Regions from separate parts of the Homo sapiens genome. Here region 1 is linked to region 2. The links are chromatin loops, found by intact Hi-C in ENCODE. Cell type or tissue: IMR-90. All regions are shown on one strand. Links, peaks and the distances in the headings refer to the core of each region. The heading gives the core; the rest is flanking DNA.

Region 1 (16,233 bases), core at 8,837-11,336, 87 kb before region 2:
GGCTCCGTAGGAAACGCAAGGAACAGAGCTATGTACATTGCAGGGCATTTTGTGAATTATAAAAATCTGCTCAGTTCTAAAGATCAAAACTTCTACCCATCTGGGATGTATAAATCCTATACAGAGAATTTATGAGGGGGTTATCTTGAATTATGTGTTGGGTGTTGGGCTTGGCACATAATAAATATAAATGATCCTCACAGGACAGTAGATTAACATCCAGGGGAAAAAAGTCAGGCATCTGTGGAATTTAAGTGGGAAGATGCCCTACTCTTCTCAGACAGGAAAGAGCTTTCAACTCCCAGGAGATAGAACTCTGATCCTTGTTTTTAAGTCCCTTGCTAACTCCTGCACATGGGAGAAGAAGTGATTTATCTGCTCAGTGATTTGGAAAAGGAACTGTGTAAGTTCGGTTTGCCCCCTAGATCTTCTCATTTTCAAATCTTTCTGCCCACAAAAGGGTGCATCTCCTTTGTACCGTGCTGTTAGCTGGCAATACTGTAGGAGGCCTGTGGGTGGCCAGGTGCACCAGGGGCCAAGGAATGAGTCTGTCCAGCTCTGAAGGCTATTAGGAAGCCAACTGAGAGTAGACATCTAAGCCATGCCCTCCAGAACAACTTTGATTAGTAATAAAGTTCACACAAGTAGATTGAAACTCCTTGAAAAGGAGGAAAAACTTGCATAAAAGTTAAAATCTGCTGAAGATGGCATATAAGTAAGTGTTGTATGATGTGGGAAAGAATGCAATTATATCAGAAGTTCAGAGAAGTGAGATGCTGCTACAGACCGGAATATTCCTGAGGATCAAGCATGGCCCTGCAGACCATAGTACTCAGATGTGTTTAAGTTTATATACATGGAGACAAAAATGTTTCAGTTTTCCAGAAGTTATTTCTGGTCCCTCCACTTTTTTTCCCTTCTGGTTGTGATTTCTACGTGGCATATAGGAAATGATATAGTTAAATGCACAAAGAAAATCTAAGAATTTTGCCTGGATTCATAATTCTGTGTTCACAAATAATGATCTGTACTTTTGAAATTTCCATAGTACCTCAATGTCAAGGATGTGTCATCGACAGCAGCAATATAAGAGTTGACATGGGCTGTGCGCAGTGGCTCATGCCTGTAATCCCAGTACCTTGGGAGGCCGAGGCGGGTGGATCACTGAGGTCAGGAGTTCGAGACCAGCCTGGCCTACATGATGAAATCCCGTCTCTACTAAAAATACAAAAATTAGCTGGGTGTGGTCGTGCACACCTGCAGTCCTAGCTACTCAGGAGGCTGAGGCAGGAGAACCGCTTGAACCCCAGAGGGGGAGGTTGCAGTTAGCTGAGACTGTGCCACTGCACTCCAGCCTGGACAACAGAGAGGGACCTTGTCTCAAAAAAAAAAAAAAAAGAATGGACATGATCTTTAGTCTTTCTTGTCTTTACAGTCTTCACTATATGGTTTTTCACTATATGTTTCTCATCCAACAGTTCTTGCTCTGTAATGCATCATTCTTTAGAAAAGCAAGTAAGTCAACACTTTGTAAGACATCTTCATGAATCAAAAAAAGAAAGAACACATGCTGGAATAAAGCAAATAGTGAAAGTGGGCATTGCTGTGAAGCTTGGGCATGTGAACACAATAGATGGGATTGTGAAAGCTCTTTCTTCTTCAGATGGATGTTATCCTTCAGTTTGGCTCACCAAAATCTAAGTGACTTTATGGGTGTGCTCCACCACTCTTGGTTCTAATTTCCTTCCATCACCCAAGTGTTGGCAAACAACTGCTCAGCCAATCATAGTGACCTTAATATACTTTAAAGAAGCACATGGAGCCATGAGTGGTAGCGCATACCTGTAGTCCCAGCTACTTGGTAGGCTGAGGTGGGAGGATTGCTTGAGCCCAGGAGTTCGAGGCTATGGTGAGCTGTAATAGTGCCACTGCACCTCAGCCTGGGTGACAGAGCAAGGTACGTCCAAAAAAAAAAAAAAAAAAAAAAGCAGCACATTGAAGTAACCTAAAGTTACAACTTCGCTGTAGTGTTTCCCAGAACAATTCCCCAATATGTGTAATTAGTGTCACAACTGGGATAGGGGCAGCTTCACTAGAGGCAGAAGTGAGCCTTGTGCTGGAAGTCTTTGGTGTCAGGCTCTGTCCTTCTGATAACCATCCTGCATGTGTAGCCCCTCTTTCTCCTCCTCTTTGTGCTCTCAGCAGGCACTGAGTTGAAGCAACTTTAAGGCTGATTCCAATGTTGCTCAGAGAGCTCAGATTCTTGCCAATCACACAGGTGTTGAGTTTTTTGAGACCCTCTTACCCTGGGCAGGGTCCATTCCATCAGCTTCCTGAGATGGGCTTGCAGGAGGAGAAGGGGAAATCTTTGGTTTTCCTTAGTGTGGTAGCATCTTCCTTTAGATAAGGGTGCTTTGCTTATAGCCATAAGATCAGGCACACATGCCTTTAGGTTTATTGGAGAATATGGAATAAAATTTTAAACCTCAGAGATCAACAGTTTAGAGGCGTTGAAGCCAAAGGTATTTAATGGCTCATCAATATTCTTTAAACAAAATCTTAGATTGGGTCTTTCTATATTGCTCAGGCTGGTCTCTAACTCCTGAGCTCAAGTGATCCTTGCACCTCAGCCTCCTGAGTAGCTGAGACCATAGGTGTGCACCATTGTACCTGGCTATAGTATTCTCAGTAAAATCATACTTCAATTTTATTTAGATTGATTTAAAAAATAACCTAGATAACTTTTATCCATGCTGCCACTGGCCTGCACCTTAACCTGGATAACTTTCGTGATACGGCTTTGTTGTATTCCACAGAAACAAAGATTCACCTTCTACACATCATGCAATCTCTCCAAGTGTCTAGTTTCATGGAACTAATGACAATCTTTAAAGGACAGATATTTAAATAATATCTAAGGCATTTGTGTCAGACCTGGTAGTTGCTTATCTAATATTTTATTTTATTTTTTTTTTACTAACAGAATCATATTTGTTGGGTTGCCAATTAACCTACTACGTATATCTACATTTCCTAGTTCCTCTTCTGAGTAGAGGCGGTCATGTGATATAGTTTCAGCCAGGGATGTCAACAGAAATAACTGAGTGGGGCTTCTGGGAAAGGAATTCTAAAGGGGATTATCTCAACTGGCATGCAGTCTTTTGCCCTTGGCCTTCTATCTTCCTATTGCCTGCAATGGCCATTGTAATTGTTGGTTCTTCAGCAACCATCTGGGGACCATGAAGACAGCATAAGTTTGAAAACTGCGAGCTAAGGATAGGAGCCTGCATCCTGATGACATTGTAGAAATTCCACGCCAGTCATCAATGTCTCATCTCCAGACTTCTTTTAAGCCACTGTTATTTGTGTTTTCTGTTATGTGGTGTCAAAACTCCATTCATAACTGGTAAAATACTCAATTTTCAGATTGCTTTGCTTACAGGTAAAACAAAAATCGAGTGTCTGGCATGAAAACATTTGTTTTGAACAAAATAGTTTTGGCAAAATTCTAACTTTAAACATTGAGGAGGGGCATACCTATTTATTTATAAATCCTATATAGCATCAAGAAAGCCTAGAAGAAACATCCTTTTGTTTGGCTTAGTTGTCATTACATGCAGGTGAAAACTGATGTTAGTAGAACTTTCTCTGGGGGTGGTGATAGTGGTGTAATTTAGTGAAAAGAATAGGGGTTTTGAAATCTGGCATATTTGAGTTTTAATGTAAATCTAAACTCATTATTGTATCTTTCTAAGCCTCAGTTTTCTGATCCATAAAATAAGGAAGGTCTCAAGTTAAAAAGGGAGAATCTGCAAAATACCATACCAAAGGGAACCAGTGAATTACCTGGTACTATATATGATCATTTCCTTGTATTTGTGTCTTGTTTCTTATTCTTTCATCTAATAAATATAGATTAAGTATCTACTATATGCCAGGACTGTTTTGGGTGTTCATTTCTTTGACTCTGAGTTTGCCCTGAATGGAGTTATGGCTTTAGGGCTGAGTATTGAAGGGACTAATGCCATATTTATTTAGTTCATTGGCAGTAACCAGGGAGGAGTGAATTTCAGAGCTTCATCACAAGGTTCCACTTAAGAAACCAAATTGCAGTCTTAGTGGCATAGTGGTTTGGTGATTTTCATCCAATACCAGATGTAAGGGCTGGAGATGAGTCTGGCTGACACAGTCACTGTTTAGAAGCTGGAGTGAAACCTTGGAATTTCATCTGGAAAAAGTTGTACTTCTCCAGGAAACAGAGTGGGTTTTGGTACACAGAGACCCTAAAAACTGAAATGAAATGGGGCTCACTTCCTTGTGACTCTAGCCCCCATCATATGTCCCGCAGATGTGAGACCAAGTACTTGAAAATATTTGAAGTCAATGGATTATTTACAACAGGAAAGCACAGATTTTACCCAAGCCAGACCTTAAGAATTTCAGTCCATCTTTCCCAGTTACCTCTCCATGAAGTCGGTCAGTTGGGCTTTCAAATGGGCAGCAATTTAAGACTGTTCGTGAATCATGACATGAAACAAACATTTAGAAGATAGGCTTTGGGTAGGGAGAGGTGGAAAAGTACAGATACTTTACCTTGTCAAGAATTAAATTGTTATTCATTTTCCTTCTTTTATTCATCAGGACATTGGGCTCAAGGGACTTGCAATTGTAAAGAGTAATTATGATGGTAGCTCATATTTGCTGAACATTTTTAAGTGCCAGGACTTTCTCTGGTTTATTATTATCATGAACGACTGCCATTTAGGAAGACAAAACTTGACTTCAGCCTGTGCTTCCTTGGAAAGCAGTGCTCTGTAGTGGAAAGGATAAGTCATTGGCATCAATGAGACACGAATCTGAGCCCTCACTGTATGGCTTTGAGCACATTATTAAACATCTGTCAACCACAGTAAACGGTACTCTATTGTTCTCTCCATTTTTCATATGAGTAAACTGAGTCTGGAAAGAGTTGAGCCACATGCCCAAGGTCCATAGAAGAGCTGGGGCGGGGTGAAGGGAGTCCAGTACCTGGTTCTTTCCTACACACTGTTATCAGGTAGATGTTAGGGACCTTGTGGGTCATGGAGGGACAGGAAACATGCCCCCTTTTACACATGAGGAAATGAGAGCCCAGAGGGGTTGAACTGGCCATTCCAGTTACTACAGGAATCAGAACTGCAGCTCAGGTATTCCCCTCCAGAGAGGGCATGAGAGGGGTGTACATGGAAGAAAACTAACAGCTCACCAATATTTCATCTTCCATTTTTCATTTCCTGGCTCTGGAACATAAGTCAGGATAAGATCTGGATTAGATCCATTTTACCAGTTTCCCATATATCACATTTCGACAAGATTTATGGATGTTTTCTCCTGGGCTGGAGCAAACACGGGTGGATTATGAGGTTGTGTTTACATTTTTCTGCTATCTCAGGCAGCATTATGTTAGTCTCCAGCTCCTGGCTCTGTGCCACCTGGATAAGCTTTTGCCATTTGATTCTTTCCATTGTGCACACACTTGTCCCTTCACCTTCTCTGTAATCTCTGCACTTTCCTTTGTTATCAGTTACACGTTTTATGCCAGAATGGCTATGGTGTCATTCTCCTGCTTTTGTTTTCTGGTGAGTATGGAGAGATTCTCTTCTAAATAGCTTTGCGTACTGGGGGATTGACATTTGTGATCTTATCTCTCCCTGGATAAAAATACTCCTTCCTGTAGTCTCTCAATTCAGAGCTCATAGTCAGTCTTTTCTCTCCTAATAGCAAATGCTTTGAGTTTTTTAGAAGTTTGCAGAACACTTCCTTTAGATCCTCTATAATGCAGAAAATATTTTTTGCTCAGAGCCCCAGAATCATGTTTTGTGGAATTTTCTTTTTAAAAATAGAGGCCAGGCACAGTGGCTCACGCCTGTAATCCCAGCACTTTGGGAGGCCGAGGCGGGTGGATCATGAGATCAAGAGATTGAGACCATCCTGGCCAACATGGTGAAACCCGTCTCTACTAAAAATACAAAAATTAGCTGGGCGTGGTGGCACGTGCCTGTAGACCCAGCTACTTGGGAGGCTGAGGTAGGAGAATTGCTTGAACCCAGGAGGCGGAGGTTGCAGTGAGCCGAGATCATGCCATTACACTCCAGCCTGGTGACAGAGCAAAACTCTGTCTCCAAAAAAAAAAAAAAAAAAAAAAACAAGAGCCAGTGCCTTGGCTCTTGGCTTTTGTGTTGTTTCCTCTTAGGCCCTAAATGGTAACCAGACACAGACTCACATTCCATGGTCCTCAATGACGCCCTCTCCATTTCTCTTTTCCTCTTGAGGTTCATTATTTTCTCCAAATTAAAACGTTCTGGTTGGAATGAGTGAGAAGAAAGAGACAGGGCAGCAGGGAGCTCCAGTTGTGCAGAGGGATTATATCTAGGGGGGTCTTCCTTGCCGGTCTCTGATATGATTAATCGGCCGAAAAGAGCGAGGCTTTGTAGTTTGAGGAGATCGATTTTGAAAGGGTCTGCTCTTGTTACCCAGGACAGTAGGTTTTAAAAACAATTTTTAAGAATATTTTACAGACATTTCAGAGCTTCTGGCTTTATCCCTATGTGAAGCTGCTAGTAGTTCATTTGTTTGTGCATTCATTTGTTCTGCAAATATTGATTGCGTGTTACTGTGCATCAGGTACTGTGTTGGGCCCTGAGAACACTGGGGTAAGCAAAACAGACTGGCCCCTGCTCTCTCAGATCTCACAACAAAGTGAGGGTGACAGATATTAGGCAAATAATCACATGAATAAGTGACCATCTGCACACTGATAGAAAGAGAAGAGGGTCTCCAGGGTGTGCATGCTGTGTGCATGTCAGAGCAGGCTTTCTTCTGAGGAAGAGACTCCTGAGCTAAGATATGAAGAGTGAGAGTCTGTTGGGTGATGGTTGGGAGGAGGTTTTGGATGTGCTTTTGGTGGAGCAGGTCCCTGTTCCTGATAGAGGGAATGCTGTGCGCAGAGGCCACATGAAGGGATTAGCATGGTGCATGGGAAGAAATACACCTGGGCCAGAGAGGCTGGGTTTCTGAGTGTGAGAAGGTGAGTGGAACCACAGGGATCAGCGGGGTAGCCAGAGCCCAGCGATAGGCTTGGATGAAAGATTTAGTCTTTATCTTTAGGGCCACTGTTGGTTCTACACTGGGAAATGATACGATTAAGTTTGCATTTTAAAAAGATCACTCCAGTTTCAGTGAAGAGAACAGATTTTCAAAAGGCCAGAGTAGATTCATTCAATCATTCATTCACTCATGTATTCAAGAAACATTTACTGGGCTCCAACCATGGGGCAGGGACTTTTCTCTCTACAGTGGTGAGGGAGTTCCCGGCCTCCCAAAACTCATATCTAGTGAGTCAGGACAGATAGTAAACAAATACATAGTTTAAGAGAAAAGATAACTTTGATAGAGGTAAGTGAGTGCAGTGAAAAAAAAATCAACCAACAGGAATCCGACAGACAGCACGGAGGCACTATGGTCTATGATCTCTAGTTCTATTGGGTTTTCAGGAAATGCCTTCCTGAGGAGGTGAGAGTTTCCTCCCTAGACGCAGCATTACCCCCTCCCCCTCTTTTTTTGAGCCTTGCCTGAAGCAGAGCTGGCCACTTTATTAGCCCTTTACTTGCTAGTCCTCAGATGTGCTGACTGTGTACACGAACACTTCAATCCCCCCGATTTTCCATGGCCTTTATGGAAGTCAGAGTATTTGAGCTTGAAGGAGCTTTTAGGATTTTCTGATTCAACTCCATCATTTTATAGGACACTAAGCAGAAGGCCAGAGAGGTACTGTTCAAAGAGTGAGCGGTCACCCTGTCCTAGCATCCAGGCCATCTTGTCCTGGGGCCCAAGCCTCCTGGCTCACCATTCAGCACTCCTGGTAAGTGTGAGGCCACAGCTGTGCTCTCTGAGTCCATGGAGGCTGTTTCCAAGGTACTCTTCATCCCTGGGTGCATAGGGGACTCCAGATACCTGCAGAAAGTGATTAATGGTCCTTTCTTCCACCCTGGCATCTCCTAATGCAAAAATGTTGGACAGCAACCAATTTAATTTAGAATCCAGAAAATACCACTTTTTTTCCAACCTGGCTTATATTAATGGTATTTTAAAAATGCCCTGCAGCTCTGAAGCATATTTAAGACCATGAAAGAGCATTACGAAGCTTTTGCCCTTTACAGAGTTGCATGGAATGCTAAGTCCAGAAAGAAAAAAAGGGAAATTCTCTCTTTCCCTTTGGTTTCTTAAGATTTAAAACTCAATAAGCCATTTCTTATTTAAGATTTTGTAAAAATAACTATTTTTTCCCTGTAATTGAGTCTTGTTGCATGAGTTTTAATCTAGAACGTTGTTTTCATGGTTGAGTTGAAAATCCCTTTGGAAATCATGGTGAAACCCAAACTGAAATAGTGCTTATTGAACTAATAATTAAAGTTTCTTTACATTAGCTATCTTAGGAGATTTCTCCTCTTCTCCCTCCCCCCTGGTTTTTTTCAGAAACATTGTTCTGGGAGAAAAATCCCAGTTATCTGAATTCATCAAGTCAAAACCATAAGTCATTGAAGAAAGCATTAGGTGATAATTTTTATCCTTATGAAAAAGCATTTTATTTAATGAATTTCAGATATAGTGTAGTGCTAAATAAGTTTTTTTCTCTCCTTTTAATGAGATATGTGTTTTATGTTCTTCATTTTCAGATGAAGAAATTGAAGCCCAGAAAAATTAAGTAACTTGTCCAAATCCAAACAGATGAGTTAAAATCATGATGACTGTTTAGTGGCTTGAAGACATTTTGTGTAACATTTCAGCTTCAATAAGAAGACGGGAGCTTGGTGCAAGGATGTTTTACTGGGAGCCTACAGTGGAGCTCAGAAAGTCATGTTCCGGCTGGACGCAGTGGCTTATGCCTACAATCCCAGCACTTTGGGAGGCCAAGGCAGGTGGATTGCTTGAGCTCAGGAGTTCAAGACCAGCCTGGGCGACATGGTGAAACTCCATCTCTGCAAAAAGTACAAAAAATTAGCCAGGTGTCATGAGGTGCAACTGTGGTCCCAGCTACTTGATGGGCTGAGGCAGGAGAATCCCTTGAGCCCAGGAGGTTGAGGCTGCAGTGAGCCGTGTTGGAGTGAGACCCTGTCTCAAAAAAAAAAAAAAAAAAAAAAAGAAGTCATGTTTGAATATTCCTTTGGGGCTTTTGTTTCCTCATGTTTGCTCTCAAAACATCAGAATGCCACAGAAGTTTGTTAATTCTCTGGATCAATTGAGGAAGGAAAAGCATCAGCACCTCCTCAAGAATGCCATAGGAGGTGTGTGCTGGGATGCTCTGAGCTCTGCAGCAGTGATGCATGCAGCTGGAGATGTTGAAGGTCAGATGCAGGTGGTCAAGCATTTTAGTTTCCTGTGGCTACTGTAATAACTAAAGTGGCTGAAAACAACAGGAATTCATTATCTTACAGTTCTGGAGACAAGAAGTCCAAAATCACTTTCACTGAACTAGAATTGAGGTGGTGGCAGGACCTTGGTCCTTCTGAAGGCTCTGGGGGTGAATCTGCTCTGTGCCTCTCCCAGGTTCCAGAGGCTGCCAGCATTCCTGGGCCTGTGGCAACATCACTCCACTCTGTGCCTCCATGGCCTCATTATCTCCTCCTTTTCTGTCTGTATCAAATTTCTCCCTGCCTCCCTCTTATAAGGCACATGTGATTGCATTTAGGGCCCATGCAGGTAATCCAAGATGATCTTCCCATGTATAATTATTTGCTTAATCCACATCCGCAAAGAGCCATTTTCCTTAGAAGGTGACATTTACAGCTTCCAGGGATTAGAACCTGACATCTCAGTAAGCCATTATTGAGCCTATCATACTGAGCCTAGATCCCTCCTGTTGGCCTCATATATTCATGGAGGACAAAGGAAAAGGCTAAAGGCCAGAGACCAGCAGAAGAGTGCATTCTTGCTTTCCAGATTCGGGTGAACTGTCATAATCAGTGTCTGGCAGAACAAAAGACTGAGGGAAAAAGTTGAAGCAATGCAAAGCCCCAGAGTGACCACAATGGCATGATTACTGCTGAGTTTGTTTATGAGAGGAAAGAAAGCAGCCATGTTGGAAAGCCTTGGGCGGTTTTCATATCCTGGAAGTTATGTAGAAATAGCTGGAGAGGAATGCATCATTCAGGAGTGTAAAACAATTTCTTGTTTAAACAGACCCCAAGGCTTGAGTGGTTAAAAAAATTCCTCCCAGAGAGTGGAAATGAAAAAAGCCCTTCAAAAGGTTATTAATGTGGCCACTTGCAGACAAGGGAACACATCACGCGGAGTCTCTTGCTGATTTTACCCCATGGAGACTGGTTGTGGATGACGAACGATAAAATGGAAGCATCCAGCAGTGGTAACTTAATGTTGTGGTGGGGAATAGTTTTCTTTCCTGACCTCATTTGTAAGAAGGGAATGGAGGAGGATGAAGATGCCTCATTAGTGGAAACTATACACTCCTGTCTATTCACTTGCTGTAGATGAAAGAACACTCCAAGATACTGCTCCAAAAGGAACATTAGCCAAACTAGATCTTCTCTTGTAAATTTCAGAGGCATCTGTAGACATGGGTGACAGGGAAGCCTCCAAGCGATCAACTTCCCTGCCTTTCCAACACCTGAAAAGTGGCCCTGAGGTTTTCCATTGAGGTTTTCCAAATACAGGTTGCCAGTGCTTCTGAGTGTGCCCTGAGCCCTGGTGGTTGTTTTTAGGATAGAAAATACTTTTCTCTTACATGGCCACCTGCCCTCTCTCCAGGTTCTGGGGCTTCCTGAAGGCCCAACTGCCTTACCTCTTTTCTCCTCCTCAACCATCATACATTATTCTTATGACGAAGTATGTTCCAGAAATGGTGTTCAGACAAAAATTGTGACCAGGTTCGGTTATCCAACACAACACTGAAAGCTGCTGATTCTAGAATAGAGGTGATTAGGATGATCATTTATTTGGCAATGTTATGATCAAAGATGAATGAGTAGACTAGAAACTGTTTAAATGGCTTCTTCAGCACCCTCAAGTCAATGACTTAGAGCTTCTATCCTGTGTGCTGTGGGTCACTAAAATCTCTCCATCACCTGCCAGTTCCATTCTGTTAAATGTATATTAACAACTTTGGTATATCTTGTTAAGGGCTCTGCAGCAGAGCAATCCCTCTTACTAAACTGTTGGAGCACACCATTGCATACACATTTTTTCCCCTTTGCCAAAGGCAACTCTATCTAGGACAACTCCATTCCATCCATTCCAGGGCATGATGCATAGCAAAACGGAGCAGTCCTGTGACTCCATGCCCTGTCAGTGACAGCTCCAGACAAGACCAGACTCATGGACATGGTGGTGTTTGACCCTTTATTTCTCCCAGGGCTGCACTGTGGAAATATTATTCCTATTCTATCACATAAATGCCTTTTTATCACTGCCTTTTCAAATAACCAAGTAATTGAAGTGCAGTTGTCTCCCACATTATGTAGGACATTTTTACTAGCCTTGATTATATTTCCATTAGACTTGGTGTAGCTGACTTAGTAACTAGGCCTAGGACAGCAGTGATGGATTTGTCTGATGGTCAGTCATTGAGTGTGAACTCATTGAAACCTTCCAAATATTTGAAATTTTTCTAGATTCAGTTTGGACTCGATGTTTGCAATGAAGCCATCTTTTAAATTCCCTGCCCTAAAGTGACCTTTTACTCTATGAACAACTCATGCTCAACAGGGCAGAGACATAGTGTGACTTCCTCTCTTCTCTACAGCAGCATATTTACCTGCGAGAATGCCAAAGAACAGGCAAATTTCTGCCCAGTAGAGTGATTTTCAGTTGATCAGATTCAGTGGGGACACATATACCTCCTCATGGGAGAAACAGTGATGTCTCTGGAGGAGTGTTCACAGAGTAAAAAAGTATATTCAACATAATTAATTTTTTCTCAAAATAAATAGCAAGAAGTAGAGGCTTTCCAAATCTCCTAGATGATAAGGGATCATGGATAACAGAAAATAGAGTGGGAAAATGTTATGGGACAGAGCGACCGTATGTTCATGTGTCCCAGTTTATACCAGTTGTTCAGGAATCATTATTTATAGCACCCCTTTTATTCTTCAAGTATTTGTTTAGACATTAAATTATATGATTACCCTAGTTAAACAGAGCTTGGGAAGTACTCATCTGATAGGATCTCCAAAAAAGTTCCCGTGGAGTCCATTTTTGCATTGCTGTAAAGAATACCTGAGAGTGGGTAATTTATAAAGGAAAGAGGTTGATTTGACTCACAGTTCTTCAGATTGTACAAGTCTGGCACCAGCATCTATTCAGCTTCTGGTGAGACCTTAGGAAGATTTTTCTCACAGAAGAAGGAAAAGGGGCAGCAGGCACATCACATGATGAGGGAGAGAGAGAGGGAGAGGAAGCAAGAGAGAGAGAGGAGGGGTGTCAGATTCTTTTAAACAACCAGCTCTCCTGTGAACTAATAGAGTGAGGACTCACTCATTACCACAAGGGCAGTACCAAGCAATTCATGAGGGATCTACTCCAATGACCCAAACACCACCTATCAGGCCAACTTCTGACATTGGAGGTCACATATCAACATGGGGTTTGGAGGGGACACATGTCCAAACCATATTAGCTCCTAAAGTTGTCCTCAAATTCAAGGTGCAATGTTTGAGAAGAGAGTTTGTGTTAGCAGAATGGCTTCCCAGCAAAATAAGTTTTGGTCATGCATGTTTTACAGGAGAGATCAACTGTGTTTGGAAGAGATCAGATAGTGTTTATGAGCACACTGCATGCCATAATTCTGAAGAATCCAGAGGTAAAAGGTATTTTACAAGAAACAAATATAGTTCTTGTAATGGAAGCATTTAGATGTCACTATGAAGAGGAGTGATGGAAATTCATAGCAAATATAAGGTAGGAATAGAAATGCTCAAAAAATCTATTAGGTGCTTTTTTTTTCCTGACACTTTGGATATCTCCTCTTTAATAATGTTCTTAATTACCATTGTCTTTATATTGTACAAGGTAGACAAGTTGATTCTAACTTGGTTCTGGCTTCCTTCTTCTGCAAAGAGAGAGAGAAATAGCTGAAGGTGAAGCCTTGTAGGTTTGTTGCTCCTACGTTCATTTGGGTCACACGGTGGCTTCTCTCTTGATTATGTGGAGGGCTTGGATTCTTCTAGCCCAAATAAAACTTGGCCACATACCTTTGCTCAACATGCACTGACCTGGGGGAACAATATGTTGTAACACAAGTTGCAATTAGTCATTATTTTTTCAGTTCCTGTGTGAGAAACTATGATTTTAACAACCAAAACAACAACAGCAGCACCAAAACAAGATAAATGTGTGTAGCAAATTTCCTTAAATGAGCATTGCCAGTATATTTTTCTCTTGCTAAATAACCTCCTCCTGGATCTCAACATATTATTCCCCGCCCTCCCTCATTTAATTCAGAAATAAGGGACAACCCTTCCGCAGCAGCTGTCCAGAGACCACCACAGCCTGTGAGAGTCTCCAGTGGACAACGGTTGTCTGATTGAGACTCTTCCTGGTGTGCTCAGAAAAACCTGTACTTTTTTTGTTTCAATTAGTTTTATAGACATTTCAAGCTGGGGCCTGCATTTTTTTGTGGTAAGCTCACCCCTCAGCACTCCCCATGGGGCTCACTAACCTTGGCTACCTTCATCGTTTATGGGAGTTGAGCTGTGCATGCTTGAGACTGCCATTTGTTTCTTCTTGCATTGAAATAACTTGCTTTTCTCTTTCAGCAACCCTGGGGTTCAACAATTTGAAACTGCTTCACACCAAGAGCAGAGAAACTCGCTCTGTGGTTATCACCTCAGAGAGACACAATACCCAAAACCTGAGAACATTCGCCTTGTTTTGTTGGAGTCAACACATCTGCCAGGTTATCTGTCTTCAGTCAACATGGCTCATAGAAATCCATGCTGAATTATTTTTTAGGAAGTTCGGTTTTGTTGACGATGGAGTTAAATGTTATTCGTGTTAAAGTGAGTCTTTAAGAAGATGGCCGGCTGTGTTTCTACATAGTTTTGACATCTGTCTTCATTTCTCATTTTTCCTCTAAGATGTTCTGCACATATTTGTCAATTTCTGTGGTCTGACTCAGAGCACAGGAAGTGTGGGTAAGTATCAAAAGAAAAATTCTTTGAGAATTTCTTTTGCTCATTCCCTGTTCTTCTGGTAAATGAATGCCTGAAAAGAGAAGGCAGTCAGTTATCTCGGTTTGGTTCAGGGTAACAGGAAAGTTGCCCTGAATTAAACATTTCTGTCCTATTGGCCAGCTGGGGCACTTAAAAATCCCAATCTTTAGACCACACTCTCTTAATTGTGGCATGTGGGTTTCTAGGAGTTGTAATTAAACAGCCCACAGAAGGTGATTTTACAGTTTCAGCTTTTTTTTTTTTTTTGAGATGGAGTCGCGCTCTGTCGCCCAGGCTGAAATGCAATGGCATGATCTGGCTCACTGCAACCTCCGCCTCCTGGGTTCAAGCAATTCTCCTGCCTCAGCCTCCCAAGTAGCTGGGACTACAGGTGCCTGCCACCATGGCTGGCTCATTTTTGTATTTTTAGTAGAGACAGGGTTTCACTATGTTGGCCAGGCTGGTTTTGAACTTCTGACCTCAGATGATCTGCCCGCCTTTGCTTCCCAAAGTGCTGGGATTACAGGCGTGAGCCACTGCACCCGGCCTACTGTTCCAACTTTTAAGTGTGTCTTCCTCTCCTTCAGATTCAGGCCCTTTGGCCAAGGATAGTGACAACTGATTAAGGCATAACAGGCCTCTGTCAAGCTGCTAATCAAGTTATGGGGCAGTAGGGACCAACATGCATGATGCCAGCAGCAGCCCAGGAATCTACCCACAGGTTAACCTCAGACTCTTAGGAAGACGCTGGGGCGCAGGATAATACAAGGAAGAGGGAAAGGATAGTGAGAAGGACCTATGTCACTCCTTATGTAATTTTCCCTAGTGTTGTCCAAAAAGAGTGTAGACAGGGTTTGTAAAAATATGCACCTGAAAAACCATGAGTGCCTTTATCTGTTGTTTAAAATTTACTTTCAATTTTTTTGGTAACAACTTTATTGACATGTAATTCCTATACTCCACAGTTTACTCACTGAAAGTATGCAATTAGATGGTTTTAGAATATTCATTCACAGAGTTGTTCAACCATCATTTAGGAATTTGCTCGCCTTTCTATCCTGCCATTTCCTCTCTCTGGAATGTTCTTACCCCAGTCATCGACTCTCTCCCATTTCATCATTTAAGTCTTTGCTCAAATGTCACATCCAAGACGCTTAGTGCTCTTCCCTTACCAAAATCACCACTCCACCCATTCTCCTGCCTCCCTCCTGCTCTAGTGTCTGGACAGCACATCCCCCTCTGCCATGTTCTCGTTTGTCTCCTGCCTGTGGTCCTCAGCTCCTCCAGGGCAGGACGTTTGTCAGGACGTTTGCTGCTGCCCCAGTTTCTGGGCTGGTGCCAGACTAGAATTAGGGGCTGGGAGGAGGAATGGAGGGGGCTGGCTGGCTCTCCTCTCTGCACCCAGCCCGTTGGAGGAGGGAAAGAGACTGGAGCCCTAAACAGACAGGGCTGGCTCCCTACAACTTGCTACTGGGTTGGCCAGGAACGGATGCTGCTATAGTCACCAAGCATTGGCTGAGGTGAAGTGCGAGGAAGCTCAGCATGGGCCTATGGGAACTTGAGCCATATAAATTTCTGTGTGAGCCCAAGAAATTATTTGCCATCTCTGAATGTCTTTAAAATGAGGACATTGGATCTCTGGCTCCTTGTAGTTCTGACACTGGAGTTCTGATGGAATTCTTTGATCAGGTGTAATTGAACAAATGCAGTTAAGGTGTCCCGGAGTGCTTTCTTTCATGGATCCCATCTCTCCAGCTACCTTTGCCACATTAAGCTGCTTATATTTCCTCCCTCCTCTCCACGCCCAATACACATGCTTTTGTAAAGACAGAGTTTTCTAATGCCTGGGGTCTTAGATCTATACGGCAGGAGAAGGGCTAAATAGAAAGTGTGATTTGGGTGTGCTATTTGAGCTGGAGCTAAATTTGAGTAAAAGCTTTGTCTGTGAGTTTACAAACATACAATTAAGGCTCTCACAGTTATCTAAATCCATTTTCTTGCCTTATAATTTTATGGTTAGAAGCATTAC
Region 2 (16,233 bases), core at 4,497-6,996:
TGCCTGCACTGTGGTTTTTGTGAAGACAGTAATTAGTAGCTTGCAGTGGATTTCATGTGAAAGTTATAGTGGCTCCAGGCTAGACCAGAGATGGATACATGTCCAAATGTTTAAGTCAATGTTTAAATGGCCGAACCATAAAACGTTTGAATTTGATTCCAATTCCTGTAAAGCAGACCCCATCTTGCAACTTCTTGGGACTATATTCTGCTTCTCTCACAGTTCGTTGACAAAACCTCTTTCCTGCCAACAGAGGTTTATTAGCACATTAGTGCTCGCCCTCACATTCCATTTTGAGAAAAACCTCACATACCCACAGCCAAAAGTCATTTTCATTCTATTTGCAGAAGCCAAAGAATAGCATCTTCATATCACTTTGATCAGAGTTACAGTCTCCATAAGAGAAGAAAAAATTGCAGCAACTCTTCAATGACACAGTTTTTCTTGGACTACTAGAGGCGCATCAGTGATAAGGGTGGAGAGATGTACAGTCCTGTTTTGGGGTCCAAATAAGTCCCTTTAACATTAATACCCAAATTTCAATGATTTATTTTTCCTTCTCCCATTGAATTGCATTGTTAAAATTACCCTCAATGATTTCAGAAGTCCTCAAAATAGGGTGTCTCTGTTATGCTAACGAAGGGGCCCAATCACCTTGGAAATGAACTTATAAGAGCCTTAGTTAGCCATCTAACTAAGTATCCTCCCGTTCTAGCACTTTAAAAATTCTACTTAGCGTTATCTGGAATTGTCTTTTTAATTTATACCAGTGTGTGTTCTGACTCACTCCTTCCATTAGAATATAACTCCTGGAGGCAGAAATTCTGTCTTGCTCATACTATTTTCCTGGCACCTAGAACAGTGCCTGGCTTTCAGTATTTGTTGAGTAAAAGAATGAAGTTACAGTGCCCCTTCTGAAAATGCTTTTTCTCCAGGAACAGTCATGCTCCTCTGATGGAGTCCACACTGAACCTCAGTTTTAATCTCTACTAACATTTGTGGTTGTATCTTTGCAAGGACAGGCTCAGAGAGAAGCATAAGGTGGGGTTTCTGCCACGGAATTGCCTGTAGTCTACTTGAGTGCTGTATTGTCAGTTAGGGTCCTGCAGGAACAGAAGATAAACCCTCATTGGGTAATTTGAAGTGAGGCTGATAAAGGGACTATCTATAAAGATATGAGCAAGGTTGAGAGGATCTAATGAAGGATGCTACTATTCCCTTCAGCTAGTAATGACAGGGAGCTGTTGTCTCCCCATAACCCCAGGAATGTGGTTCTAAGGAGAGGGCCAGCCAAGTGGACCTGGAATACTCCAGAGGAAACACGGCCAGCTTTGCCATGTGCTTCCATGACAGAGCCAGAATTATGAAGGGAAGCCAGAGAAGCCGAAAACTAACAGGGGGAGAAGGGAGAGAAGAGGGAGAAAGAGTAGAGAATAAAGACTTCTTGGACCTGCATGGTGTGAAAAGAAATGCCTTATGGTCCAGCATCTTCTGGATTCAGCGTGTGTTTGTGATTGTCTGATAAGAACATTGCAACGCTCTCAACACCGTGACAACCGTCATTCCCCAGTCGATCCTGAAAAAGTATCTGTAGATCCTTAGGTCTCTGGAGTATTTAGAGTATAGCATCTCTTAATATTAATCATCTTTACAGGAGAACCTTCAGGAGTGAGGCTAACTCATCTGTGCCACTTAATGCCGGAGTAACAAAGCCCCCATCCACTGAGGACGGAGAGAGCAGATTGTAAGGAGAGAGCAGATTGTGTGGAGAGGCAGGGGTTTCTGTCACGTAGAAAGCATCTTGTACAATGTCTGACACACAGCAAGTGACCAAAATGTGGTGAGTAATAATGATATCAGGCTCCCGACAGGTAACTTGACTCTTTTAGGTTTCTGAAGCCGGTCTAGAAGCAAGCTGAGCTGGACCTATATCAGAAGACCCCAGCAGCCCTGCCCCGAGTTGTACTCAGCGGCAGAAAATCCAGCCAAATTCACACTCAGGCAGTCTGGCTGCAGCATCTGCTCTCTAAACCTTGTGGGTGCCCCACCCGTAGCCCCTCAGTACTTGCTGTTCTTGGACACACCAGAGGCTGCTTACTGCCAGCCTTATGCTCTCTCCTCAGGGCTTTCTCTGGTTGCAGGCACAAGTAGACCAAAAGTACCAGAGAGTTAAAATCCAGGAACATCTCTCATCTAGCAGCCTAGACTTGGTGACTGAGTACTCCGAAGAGTCTCTGCTCAGCTGGGATGGCTCTCAAACTGGTTCTTCACAGTCCTTCCCCGGCTCCTAGCAGGACTGAGTCCTGGCTGCCCACAGTGTGACCCTGCTGATTAATGTACCCTGCATTGACTTTCTTCCCATCCCTGGCCCAATATCTGCTTCTTTTCTGGTCCTTCCTGGGATCACATCCTAAATCAACTGCTTGCATTCACGTTCTTGTCCCAGAGCGGGTTTGAAAGGAGACCAAGCCTAAGGCACCGCATGCTCCAATCTCCTCACCTTCAATTTCCCCCATGCTTTAATGTTTCCTTTCTCCCAGCAAACTCTTCCACCAGCAAACACTCTCTCCTGTGGGTTATTTATAACTTAGAGTGGATTTAAGCCAATGTATTCCATGTATTTCCAGAGTTTCTTCCATTTAATGGGGAGGTCAACTCAACTCAGCGAGTTTTGCCTCCATCGTCCTCCATCAGCTCTGGGGATTATTCAACAGGGCTGGCTTTCTTCTCTTTCCCGCATCACTCTTCTACTTTCGATTCCAAAGTGTTAGAGCTTTCCCTCCGCTCTCTCCAATGACCTGCTATGTTTTTATCCTTTGGAAAACAACTTTTTTTTAAAAAAGAAAGAAAGAACACACATATCATTCTTGTTCCTCTGCTGTCTCCTCTTCAGTGCTAGATTTGTCCATTGACTTTCAAGGCTTTATATATCATGTTTGGATGGGTGACCTCTAAAGCTATATCTCCACCATTAATTTCTCATCCAAATCCTGGTCTCCCATGGTCTATGGAACATTTCAACATCCATATCTCTTTGTCCCAAATAAAGTCAGTAGATGCAAACGGAATTCTTCATCTTCACTTTAAAACTGTCTTCTTTTCCTAAGCTGCCTACTAATATCAAAGAGAACACCATTCCCACAATCTTTCAGTTTCACACTGTAGTATTCATGTACATTTCCTTCCTCTCTTTTGGCGTCTTAACCCTTTACCACTTCCTAACTCTCCTCTCTAACCACAGACTCTCCCTGTTTCACACTGCCCTATAGAAAGCTGAGTTAGTTTTTCCCAAATTCTGCATTCACCGTGTCATTATGCGGCACAAAAAAATACCGGTAGTAGCTCTCAATGGACTTCGGAATAAAACCCAGGTTTCTCAAAATGTTTGTGCACTTCTCTGTCCTTTTCTTATTTCTAAAAGTTATTTTAGATCTACACAAATCTTGACTAAAAACTATTATTTTATCTTTCTCTATTTCCCTGTTCTCTTCTCCAGCCAGGCTGGTCCACCCAGTGCTCTCCAAACACCGTGGTCGCTTGCATCTGTGGGATTTTGCTGGTGATCCTTCCCTATTTATCTGAGGTAATGTATCTTGACCCTAGCCATTATGTGCTAGGCATTATGCAAAACTCTGACATTGTATATTATCTCATTTGATCCCTATGACAAGTCTGTGTGCCAAGAGCTATTATTGCCTATATTTTATAGATAAAGAAATTGAAGAACCATGAAATTAAGGCACATTGCCACATCATACAGTGGGCAAATGCTGGAACAAGGTTAGAATTCCCTTCTGTCTGAATACTGTTTTAAAAAGTACTCCAAACTTGTAGATCCTGTCCATATTGTGTCCTTTCAATGTTAAATGAGAGCACTGTCAAACAGGCCTCCATAAGGAGTACCTGGTTCTCCAGAGAGATGTATTTTTGTTTGACTTTTATTATTATTGCTTAGAATCTAGACTCTGTGGACTTATTTTAACTCAGTAGAGATTGTCAAATTGCAAATGATCTTTTTACAGTAGAGAAGCAAATATTTTTGTCCAGTAGGAAGGGGAACCTCAAATGTTACAGTTTTTGTTGTCCCATAGAACATTAACCAGTTTTGTTTTTGACTTAGCAATCTTATTTCAGTCTTCTGACTCTAATGAACAACATGTACTTTGATTTCTTGTACATTCTGTTGAATCATCTTTACAATATACTGATTCCCCCATTAATGAGCTAAGTAGAACTTTGAAAGCTATGCACTTCATATTTTTATGAGTCATGCTTTTAATGTTTAGAAGATTATACTTTGACAATGTAAAGCCTACACACTTATTGTGCTTAGTAACTGACTCCCAGTTCCAGAATGCTTGCTCCTTATCCATCCAAATCCTCCCCTTTTCTGTCAAATTTAGATGTAGGCTCACCTCTCCTCTTGATATCCACCCTGAATATTTCAGCTCATGCTCATCATTTTTTCTTAGAACTTCTAGAATATTCATTGGTTTTAATGACATAGTACTTTGAATTTTCTCTTATTGTCTTATGCATCTACCTCTCGCTCTATTTCCATCTTGATCTTGATCTCAATCTCAATTTTGCGATCCATCCATCTATCTTCTCCCTCCACTCCCCTGACCCCAAGGTGCTTAGACTAGCTTTGGGCACACAATATGTGTTCAGTAAATACATGTGGAATACAATTTAATTCAGCTTTGCAGATTAGCCTTTACTACAGCTTAGAATTCTCCTGATTTATATTTAAGTATCTCCAGTCAAAACAGAGAGGCATTGTATCCAAGAACGAGTAGCCTTCTGGAAAGAATAGTAGTGACTAGAAGATTCTGTTATCACACGAGGAGGCAAAATGTCTTCTGCAAGCCCAAGAATCCTAAGAGTTAACTTTAGAATTTGCCCACTTAGCTAAACCTCATTCCAAATGCCACTTTTCTAAAAAGCCAGCCCAGTGGCAATCTGTGCCTTCCCCTTTCAACCACAACTCTGTTTAATTTCAAAACAAGGGCAGATAAAATATGCTAATACACAGCAAGTCTCCCCATTGCTATTCATTGGGAAGTCCCTTTCCAGTGTGAAAGTCCAGTCTTCCGTGAATTCACAAACAAATGATTGCTCTTGTTACTGGCATTCCACACCGGTGATAAAACATGAGAGTGAATCAGCCTCAGCCTAATTGTATGAGTTTTCTTCTGGAAGGTGCTGTGCTTTTCGTCTTGAATCTATATGGAAATGCATCTGTGTGCACATGTAGGTTGTTTTAAAATAAGTGCACATCTATCTGTCGGGATGTTAATAGGAAATCCTCAGAGACTTCCATTTAGTGGTGCTGATGGTAGTGATGGTGGTGTGTTTTATAAGTTCAAAGTGTTTGCACTTGAGCTGTAAGAGTCTTCTGTAAGCAGTGGGCTGTTTAGCATACCATGTGGGCCACAGCCTCTGACATCTTTAGCTAGAAAAGCAAAGGGCTGGGAAAAGGAACACGATGGAGTACTAGCAGCCACGAGAGAGCAGGGCTGGAATGCTGGCTCTGACCACAAATTGGTACACGGAACTTGTGTTTTTCATTAGGGTTGCTGGAGTAATGCTGGTTTTTAGCATTCCAAAGGATATTCAGACTTATATCAAATTAAATTCTCCTTTAAAAATCACTCTATGTTGGAATAACATCAAGGATCAGACGGCAATCAAGAAAACTCAGGAAATATAAAACTAAACCTAGCTCTGGCTTTTTCTTATGCTGTTGGTATGAATGTACAGTGTACATTGTCCATGATTCAGACGGTAATCTGGAATGCATCTTACAGATGAAGTTTGCCTAGAGCTTTTAATTGACTAGTTAGCTCAAGTTTTCAAATATTATTTGTGGATTGTAGAAGACAACTCTGAGTGACCATAGTACATTTGTATGCCAGTGCAAAACAAAAACATAAGAATATGTTTCATATTGTGCATAAACACTTAAGTAAGCCATGTATTTGTTTATATATGCTTATATATCCATTTGCGTAATTTACAACTAAAAGTCCCAAACTGGCTAAAATCAAGCAGTTAAGGAACTTGTATCTTATTCTAAAATCAAGCTCTCACTATAAATCAATCCTGTCTTTCTCTTTCTCTCTCTCTGTTTCAAACACATACCCAACAAACATACACCCCACAACACATACACACACAAAATTTATGTGTGCACGTTGATGTTTCTAAGTTCCTAAATAAGCATATATATTAGTCAGATAGGCTTGGCAATGCTGCAGTAGTAGACAACCCCAAAGTCTCTGTAGCTCACCTGAAGTTTTCTCTCTCTGCTATAGCCCTCCATGAATATGGGCAAACAGTTGTCCTCCATGATTGACCTCTGAGCAATCCAGGCTACTTCACTCTTATGGCATTTCCATGTTAACACATGCATCCAAGACTGTAGCAACAAGGAAAGAATAGTCTAGGAAGTTAACCACAATTAACTACCATATGTTGTTTCCATGCACATTCTATTGGCCAGAGCAACTTGCACTGCCATACCTGACATCAAAGAGAGCGAGAAAGGACATCTTCCCATGTGTCTGAAAGTGGATACTGGTGACTAACAACAGCCTTATAGCATGATTAATGTAACCTAATGATTATAACTCAAAATCAATCAGGTAATAGCTTCCTCCCCCACCCATCTCTCTCTCTTTCCCTGCCCATTCTCCCTCTTTCTCTTTTACACACACACACACTCTCTCTCTCTACTCCAGGGGCATAAGTGAAGTTCTTCTGTTTTCTCCTGAAAATAGACTAATCCAGGTTGATTACAGAAGCCATCATGCCATTCTTTGCGGGTGGGGTATTGCAGTCTGTACCTTTCTACAGGAGTTTCACATCATATTAATATCTAGTCTTTACTGAGAAAGATTTTCAGGTCCTGTCCTGAGAGTTAGTTCTTAAGGAAAACAGAATTCTTTTCCTGAGTAGCAGTGAAAGAAGTGGGGGAGAAGGAAATGAATTAGCCCAGGATGGGATTGTAGGTGTTCTCCAAGCTAGACTCAAGAATTTCACAATATTGTTGCAGACCAATGATGCTGGTGTAGACTGACAAAATGTATTTTCAGTCCTGATGGCTGAAGGGATCAGTAGATGAGTGGGATGCATTAGGATTTCCAGGTTCTAGAAAGGAGGAGTCAGGGATTCCATTTACAAAAGCCTTTCTTGACAGTGCTTCTCCCCATGAAAACTAAGAGAGAGTAGAATGGGGTAAGGGATTGAAAAGTGGGGAGACAAGAGACCTTCTATGTCTGGGAAGACTTGCCCAGGTATTCAGCTGCACTACAAATAATGGCAAGTGCTTTTGGAATACACAAGGCCCTGTAAGATGTAACCCCTACATTCCTGTCTTCAGCATTGTCTTGGATCACTCTCCATCCCCTAACCACCTGCCTCCGAACTCTAACTTTCTACCGTGCTGGGCTTTGTTCTGTTCCTTGAGTGAGTAATTCTCCTTTCTGCACAAGGCCTTTGCATAAGCAGTTTCTTTGGCTAAGAATGCTCTTCCTCATCCCTTCTCACCTAAGTAATGCCTGTTCATACTTCAGATCTCAACTCAAATGCTACTTCTCACAGAAGCCTTCCTTGAACCTGAGACAAGGGCAGCACCCTCATTACCATATGTCTTTACGTGGATGGGTGTAGTGGTCTGAGTAATGCTTTTTTCCTTCTAGTCTATAAGCTTCATGGGGGATCATATCTGTTTTTCTCACTGTTTTATCTTTATTCTCTATCCCAGTCCTTTGAACATATTAGAAACTCAGTAAATATTTGCTGAGAAATATAGTGTTATAAAAATAAATGATTACAATCTCTAATATTTATATAAGCATATTTCCTAATTTTATACTCAAAATAGATGAGTTGAACAGTGAGAGATAGCCTAGGTTGTGATTCAGGAGCACAAGTGGACTGGTTTCCGTAGCTACGACTCTCTATTCAGTACTCTCACCTTGGAAAAGTCACTTATCTTCCCTCACCAGGTCTCATCCTTATGTAAAATTAGTGCTACATTCAATATTTATAAAGAGGTCCTACAAATAAAGAAAATAAGATACACACCAATAGACACATGTATGAACAGAAAATTGGTAGGAAAGGAAATACAAATAATTAAAAATATATTAAAAGAATATTAAAAGACCTTATTCTTTAGTGAAATGCAAAGGAAGCAGAATCACAAAAGAAATCACTTTGTAATTCAAATGTACAGAGGAAATGTTTCCTTTTCCTTTTTTTTGAGATGGAGTTTCGCTCTTGTTGCCCAGGGTGGAGTGCAATGGCGCGATCTTGGCTCACTGCAAACCCTGCTTCCCGGGTTCAAGCAATTCTCCTGCCTCAGCCTCCCGAGTAGCTGGGATTACAGGTGCCCGCCACCAAGCCTGGCTAATTTTTGCATTTTTAGTAGAGACAGGGTTTCACCGTGTTGGCCAGGCTGGTCTTGAACTCCTGACCTTAGGTGATCTGCCCGCTTTGGCCTCCAAAAGTGTTGGGATTACAGGCATGAGCCACTGTGCCTGTGGAAGTGTTTCTTTATTATAGAAAGTAATGTGGTCTTCTTCCAAGTCTCAGTCATTGAGCAGCAGGAAAAAAACTACATCATAAAATTTACTCCAGTCAAGTAACTACAGTCTAGGCTGATGCAAATTTTAAACAGTCCATTGCAATTTTGCTCAATGGCTTTAGGTAAAAATGCTGATGCTAGTGTCCCAGAGTTCCACTTACTTTCCTGGCTTCTCTACAAAATGACTATGGATGTATAAAGAAGCTTATTGGGTCTTAATAGTGTGGGGTTCAAGGGGAGGAAGCCCCACCTCTGTATGGGATGTCCCTGTAATGTCTTCTTACCCTGGGGCTTCTCTGTCCTGGCCATCTGTTTGCCAGTCTGATGCCAGAGTCTGTATATTATGATTTGTTTGCTGTTTATTGACTTGTTCATAGTGAGGTAGAGTCAAGGACTAGCTATAGCTCACTTAGGCTCCCATTGACCCTCCCTGTGTGTCTTTGCCATACCCTCCACCTGGACTCCTGGCCTGCTTCTAGCTTCTGCTGGTAGCCACTTTGCCAGGCCACAGCTGATCTGATGGCAAAATCTCTGTCTCCCAACTCAGCACCCATGCTACATGGGAACCAAGGGAGGCTCATTTTTGGGAGGCTAGCCCAAAAGATGACACCCTCAAGGCTACTAGTGTAAAAGCCTAGACTCATGGGGGACTATCCCGGAATGACCCAAAAGGGAGTAGGGATACAGGAACATAATTTTTCTTTTTTTTTTTTTTTTGAGATGGAGTTTTGCTCTTGTTGCCCAGGCCGGAGTGCAATGGCGTGATTTCGGCTCATCGCAACCTCTGCCTCTGGGTTCAAGTGATTTTCTTGCCTCAGCCTCCCGAGTAGCTGGGATTATAGGCATGCGCCACCATGCGCAGCTAATTTTGTATTCTTAGTAGGGATAGGGTTTCCTCCATGTGGGTCAGGCTGGTCTCAAACTCCCTATCTCAGGTGATCCTCCCACCTTGGCCTCCCAAAGTGCTGGGATTACAGGTGTGAGTCACTGCACCTGGACACAGGAACATATTTTAGGTTTAGTAAGAAAAAAAAAAAGCTGAAACTTGAAGAAAGAGGTGACATTTAGCTGGTCTTAAAAAACAGATATGCCCCTTTCCTTAGGGGTGTTAATGAAGACCTGGATTCCACTTTTTTTTTTTTTTTTTTTTGAGACAGAGTCTCACTCTTTCCCCCAGGCCAGACTGCAGTGGCACTATCTTGGCTTATTGCAAGTTCTGCCTCCTGGGTTCACGCCATTCTCCTGCCTCAGCCTCCCAAGTAGCTGGGACTACAGGCGCCCACCACCGTGCCCGGCTAATTTTTTTGTATTTTTAGTAAAGACAGGGATTCACCGTGTTAGCCAGGATGGTCTTGATCTCCTGACCTTGTGATCTGCCTGCCTTGGCCTCCCAAAGCGCTGGGATTGCAGTCGTGAGCCATCGCACCCGGCCTGGATTCCACTTTTATGCAGCACCCAGATGGGAGCTGAACCATGATTCTCAGGGTGGGACTGGGACTGCATCCCAAGAGCAGTGGCATTGAGCAATTGTAGTACATCTTTATGCCTACGTGTGCCCCAGAATCTTCAGGGAGTTGCCTGTCTTCAAGAGAGAGACAGACTTAAGCCATGAGGCTACAGGCAGACCAGCATGAAATAAAAATAGAGAGCCCTTCTAGAATTCTCTGGAAGGCATAAGCTCTAAAGTCAGTGCTGGTGGTGCCAAAGTGTAAGAGGGAACCCCAGTGTCTATTGGAATGAGTTCCCCGCCAGTCCAGTAAAGTAGAATTTAGAATAGATTACATTTGTTTAGGGAGAGAAAATAAATGTGTGGTATTTCTCTCGCTCTAATATGTGAACTAAAAATTTTACCCACACACAAGAATGTAAATATCTAAAGAGAGGTTAGGAAAGAGAAGGACTGGATGATTTTCAACAGTCACCTCTCCAGTGGGAATCTTAGAGAACGGTGGTGAAGGCCTTTCTGGTGTTTATTCTGTGTTTATTTGTAATGTTTAGCTCATTCACCACAAGACGCCATTCTGGTATTAGTTGCATCATAAGCACATACAATCAAAAGAGGATAGACCCAGGTAAGATCTAAGAGTTTCTGGCAGCTCTGCTACTCTCTGGTGACTTTCTCCATAGCCAGAAACAGGTGAGAGGGGCCCAGCTCGGGGCACCCTAACTGTTCACCTCCCTAGTCCTAACCCTCTGCTAAGCTTCACTGTTTGCCTGTGGTTCTTAACCCTGGCTGCCCGGTAAAATCGCTTCTGGGAATTTTTTCAAATGTCACAAATACATAGACCTCTTCCTCGGAGACTGTGAATTGATTGGTCTGGGGTGGGCCTGGGCCTCTGTATTTTTCAAAGCTCCTAAGTCACTCTAATGGCAACCAAAATGGAGAACCACTGCTAGATACTTCCAGGACATCCTAACCCAGCAAAATGTTTCCTGTCTCTGCCTTGGTCTGTGCTAGATCCTCTGTCCTGAATGCAGTCCTGAAATTTTGTCAAAATTTTTTCTGTCCTGGAAGTCTGTTTCCAAAACACACCTTCTCTGTGAAGATTTTGTCCCCGGCTGTTATCTTTCCTTGCTGAGAACTCTTGTTCTTAGCTTTGTTCATCTTCCTATATGATCTATATCATCTTGTTCAAAGCCTCAGTGGGTTTTGTCCATCTTCCTATATAATCTTTATTCTGGCACATTTTGCACTGTAGTCAGTTGGGCGTTTGCTTATATACAAGACTGTAAGTTCCCTGAGACCAGGGCAGGGTGTACTCCCCTTTGCCAGGTGCCATGGGGGATACATAGAGCTCTGTCCACAAAGAGTCGTGAGCCAGTCACATTGAAACTCCCTAATTATTTTAGCCAAACTACATCCACATGGACTAAATTAGATAAATGTTTGTGGGAAATGGGAGGATAAATGGATCATATTAGCTTTCAGCAAAAGCATAGCTCGTTACTTTTTTCCCGAGAATGTGTTCTGAAGAGCCACAATCTCCATGCACTTATTGTGGCCACTGGAAGTCAGATGGAGCCCATTGCTGCGATAGTATCTACTTGAATGTGGTGGGGGAGGGGGGCTGGGATTTAAGAATTCTGATTTCACCAAAATGAGCTCATAAATTAATCTCCTTAATGTCCTTCGGGAGGAAAAAGCACCCACAATTTTAGTCCAAAAAGTACAGGGAAAGCAAGTCCCAGAGAATATGTGAATGTCAGTTAAGTAGGAAAGGAGAGAAAAAATATATATTCCTTCCAAAATATGCATTCACATCATGCTGTGATTCCTGGAAATGAAAGTGCTAACGGGAACATTGCATAAAGAGATATTATTACATAGTCCACATCAGGATGCAAAGCTAAATTGCAAAAGCCTCTGGATTTACCCACCAGTTTACAGGAAACACAGGGACAGATAAATAGGTTAAATAACAAAATGGGTGCAATCAACAAAATCCAGACTGGGAAACTCGACAGGATGAATGATCTGGTTTTGTTACGGGATAAATTGCAAAGGTGGCAAAAAGAGATGGAGGAATACATTATAGGTTAGAAGAGACCTGAAGAGGCATTGCCAACTCATTGCAATGTATTGTCCTTATTATGATCCTGATTCAAACAACAAACTGTAAAGCAGAAGGCATTTAGGAGATGATTAGGGAAAATTGAACACTGAAGACATTTGATAATAGTAAGAAATGACTCATTTTTACAGGTATGATAATAGTATTATAAAATTTAAATAAAGAGGCAAATATTTATGTATTAGAGCAACAATTTAGAGTGAAAATTATGATGTCTAGATTTGCTTCAAAATAATACTGGGATGAGTGAGTGAGAGAGGGAATAGATGAAATGAGGGTATAGATGCTGTGAGTTCATTGTTGAATGAGTACATGGGGGGTATTCATCAGGGTTCTCCAGAGAGATAGAAGCAATAGAATTACATATCATGTGAGCCAACACAGGCATATGAAGACTGAGGAGTCACATGATCAATGGTCTGTAAGCTGGAGTCCCAGGAAAGCTGGTGGTGTAATTTAGTCCGAGTCCAAAGGCTCAAGAACTGAGAACACCAGTCTGAGAGGGCAGGAGAAGATGGATCCCAGCTTAAACACAGAGAGCAAATATACCCTTTCTATGCTACTCCTTTTCTTCCACTCAGACTCTCAGTGATTTGAATGACACCTGCTCACACTGTGAGGGTGGATCTTCTTTGCTCAGTCTACCTATTCAAATTCTAATCTCTCTGGAAACATCCACACAGATGAAATTACAAATAATATTTTACCAGTTATCTGGGCATCTCTTAGCCCAGTCAAGTTGACACATTCAAATTAACCATCACATGTTATTTATTATATGATTCTCTACTTCTGTTACATTTTACAAAATGATCTAAAGTATGAACAAAAAGATACGAAAATATATGACAATAATTTAAATATAAGTGAGTTACCAGTAAATTCACACAAGCATCATATTTAAACAGTATCTGGGAAATGATGAAAACTGTCAAGATTACCCAACCTGTGTCCCCTTGCAGTCTCTAAGGGATAAAGCACTGCCAAGGTTATAATGGAAGAAGCAGGGCAGGAGGGTGGAGATAGAGGTTTTTGTTCAAAAAAGTGTTAGACTTGGTATGTAATTAGATGTATTGCCTTAAAAGTGGATTAAAATGGAAACTAGAGTTTCAGAATTTAAGCAGTTTGCCTCAGGCTAAAAACACTGCCTGAGAGTGAAACACAAGCATCTGGAGGTTACAAAGGGAAAAATGGAGGTTTTATGGATTTTCAAGCCTACTGGAAATTAAAAGGGGTAGGGAAGAGATAAATCAGGTGAAAAAAAAATCACTTGAAAATTCCAAATCAGAGGATAAGAGGGTCACAGTGGAGCTCCTTGCCCAGGGTCTACACTATCTTGCCCCATGATGGGGGCCCTCCATAGACTGGTGAAGTGGTGATTGCTGTTCCATGATGACACCGGCAAATAATAGTTTTTTTCCCAATTCTCACACCCAAGCCAGCCCTCACACCTATGATGGAGTGCAGAGAGACTAAGAAAAGCCACATACAACACACACACATACACAATACATACACACAACACACATATATACAAAACACACACTTACATACCTCTCTATTCACACTGAACATTAAAAATGGACCTGTTTCAAAGTGTATGTAGACAGTTAACACAGGCATCCTATCTAAACTGAGACCTTTTAAGGACCCAACAATAAACTAGTTTAATCATCATTATTAATCATTATTATTGATAAGTGTGGGCTGTGCTGGTATGTAAGCATAACAACATACAAAAGGGCTCTTGTACGGCCCTTGCTGTTCTACTGTGCTACACCATATTTGTCTCTACAGAAAAGTAGAAAGCCAGTCTGGATGTTTCCCAGGGGCTCTATTTCTTCAGCTTAGTCATGCATGGAATATGAGAGGGAACTCATAATCCACCTCTGTATATGAATTTGCGGAAAGTGAGAAACAATTAGAGAAATAATGATTAAGATGAACACCAAGCTGAGATGGAGCAAGTCCAGAGGAAAGGGAAGTCAGCCTGGTTTAATGTCAGGTGACTTAAAATGCCTTCCTCCAGCCTTGGAGTTTCTTCTATCCTGGCCTGTTCTCACAGCAGGTGGGCATCAGTTGTACCGGTCAACAAGGATTGTCTCAGGAAAGGGTTATTACAGGAAGACGGATTTTAAAAAGAAAACTGACTCTGAGTGACTCAGCGAAGAGAAAAAATTTATTGGGTCACTGCATTGGCACCTGCCCACACACACATCTTTAAGACAGAATCCCCCAGAACTGCAGGGAGTGGGAAAGGCAGCTAGAGAGGATGAGTGAAAAGAAAGACATTGAGCCCATGAAAAATCACAGAAATGAGAGGGCAGGGAGCATCAAAGACCACTTAACTTCACCTCAACCATCATCCGGGCTGACGTCTGGGCTCATCTGCAGTCATAGCCAGCTGTATTGTGCAGGTTCCATGCCAAGGATCTGGCAAGATTCTTCCTTCTATAGTTGCAGAACCTCAGGAAAACCTCAGGAATTAGAGGACCAAGAATGTCTAAAATGTAGGAGTCGGGGGAGGGATGGGAGTCTTGGTTGAAAATTAATATGAAAAGCAGCCAGACATTGAGATAAAACTGACAATGTGTTAGTATATCTTTGTAAGAGTTTGGGGTGGCTTCTTAAGATATCTAAAACAATTCTTTAAAAAGTTAACCCTAAAAAAACAAAATCTCCTACAAGAAGAGAATGTACTCTTAGTACTGTAGGTGATGTGACTCAATGCCAATAATATTTACACTGCTAGAAAAACACAAGCGATGAAAGTCTATTTATTTAAAATAAAAGTAACAGAATTATATTGGGAAGAGAATGGGTCATATTGTAGGAAGGTGGGGAGAGCTAACTCCTTGCCTTCCATAGCATGAAAACAATGAATCCTTACAACTGACCAGAATCAAGGAATAGCAGGATTCCAGCCGGCTGTTTAAAATATGGACATAAATAACACAAGAAACACTAAAAGTGGTTGGATGTGATTGCCTCTGGGAAGCTAAAATTGAGAATAGAAAGCATGAGGCAGGAATGCTGGATTTCTTTCTTTTTTGGAAGGTGAGGGAGGTTATATTTGGCCTTCTAAGCCACGTACATATATTCCTTAGATAAAAAAATTGGCCGGGCGCGGTGGCTCACGCCTGTAATCCCAGCACTTTGGGAGGCCGAGGCGGGCGGATCACGAGGTCAGGAGATCGAGACCATCCTGGCTAACACGGTGAAACCCCGTCTCTACTAAAAATACAAAAAAAAAATTAGCCGGGCGAGGTGGCGGGCGCCTGTAGTCCCAGCTACTCGGGAGGCTGAGGCAGGAGAATGGCGTGAACCCCAGGGGGCGGAGCCTGCAGTGAGCCGAGATTGCGCCACTGCACTCCAGCCTGGGCGACAGCGAGACTCCGTCTCAAAAAAAAAAAAAAAAAAAAAAAAAAAATTAAAATTAAATTTGAAAAATATAAAGTATTTGTGTATTATTAGATGATGGTACTAGTGATCAGTTAGCTCTTCTCACTTTGAGAATCTATGATCATCTATCAAAATATGTAAAAAGCCTCCAGCATTGTACCCAGAGCAGAGGTGCTTGGCCATTGTCGGTTCCCAAAGCTTCCAGATTCAAATATATTTGCCTTCTTTGAGAGTGACTTTGTCTATTGAGGAGCTGATTTCATTTGTGCCATGAAAACTCTGCTTTGGTGCTCCAGTTGAACTTTGTGTTTGTGTGGTTGTACCTGAATGCTAATACCATTTTCAATTAAAAAAACTTTCAACAACAATTTTGTCATTGAGGCACAGCACACACACTGAAATACACCAGTCCTGAGTGCATAGCTTGATGAATTTTCTCAGAGCGAACACACCCATGTAATCAGGACTCAGATCAAGAAACAGAGCATTACCAACAGCCCTACCAATCACTATTGCCTCTGTCATCTTCAAAGGTGACTGATGTTTTAAATTCCAAACCAAATACAGTATAGTCGGTCATCCATAATTGTTGGTTCTGCATCTTCAGATTTACCCAATTGTGGATCAAAAATATTGGTAAAAAAAGACAATAAAAAATAACAATAC

The links. Peaks named below come from ENCODE experiments on the same cell type or tissue, not always from the same donor. Only the 100,000 strongest peaks of a DNase experiment are listed, where the experiment ranks them.
Region 1: a loop joins it to region 2, with 2.4 times the contacts of the local background. A loop is called at or near these places in 3 of 110 quality-filtered maps.

What each region holds. Positions count from the first base shown.
Region 1 is chr9:87,274,596-87,290,828 of GRCh38, reverse strand. LOC105376126 (a long non-coding RNA gene) reads left to right here. Exons shown (of 15, transcript XR_007061642.1): 2 at 7,783-7,900; 3 at 8,715-10,402; 4 at 12,776-12,951; 5 at 13,063-13,140; 6 at 13,809-13,948; 7 at 14,130-14,186. Among named protein-coding and RNA genes, the nearest start is that of LINC02872, 130 kb to the right of the region's middle. RefSeq lists an enhancer at 13,233-14,432. In IMR-90, for the core only: no CTCF peak of the experiment used is centred there; a DNase peak (open chromatin) is centred at 10,228; H3K27ac peaks cover 1,852 bases.
Region 2 is chr9:87,183,543-87,199,775 of GRCh38, reverse strand. LOC105376126 (a long non-coding RNA gene) reads left to right here. Exons shown (of 15, transcript XR_007061642.1): 13 at 1,655-1,840; 14 at 3,497-3,583; 15 at 3,710-3,826. Among named protein-coding and RNA genes, the nearest start is that of LINC02872, 43 kb to the right of the region's middle. RefSeq lists a silencer at 7,328-7,622. In IMR-90, for the core only: no CTCF peak of the experiment used is centred there; DNase peaks (open chromatin) are centred at 5,115 and 5,485; H3K4me3 peaks cover 315 bases; H3K27ac peaks cover 1,604 bases.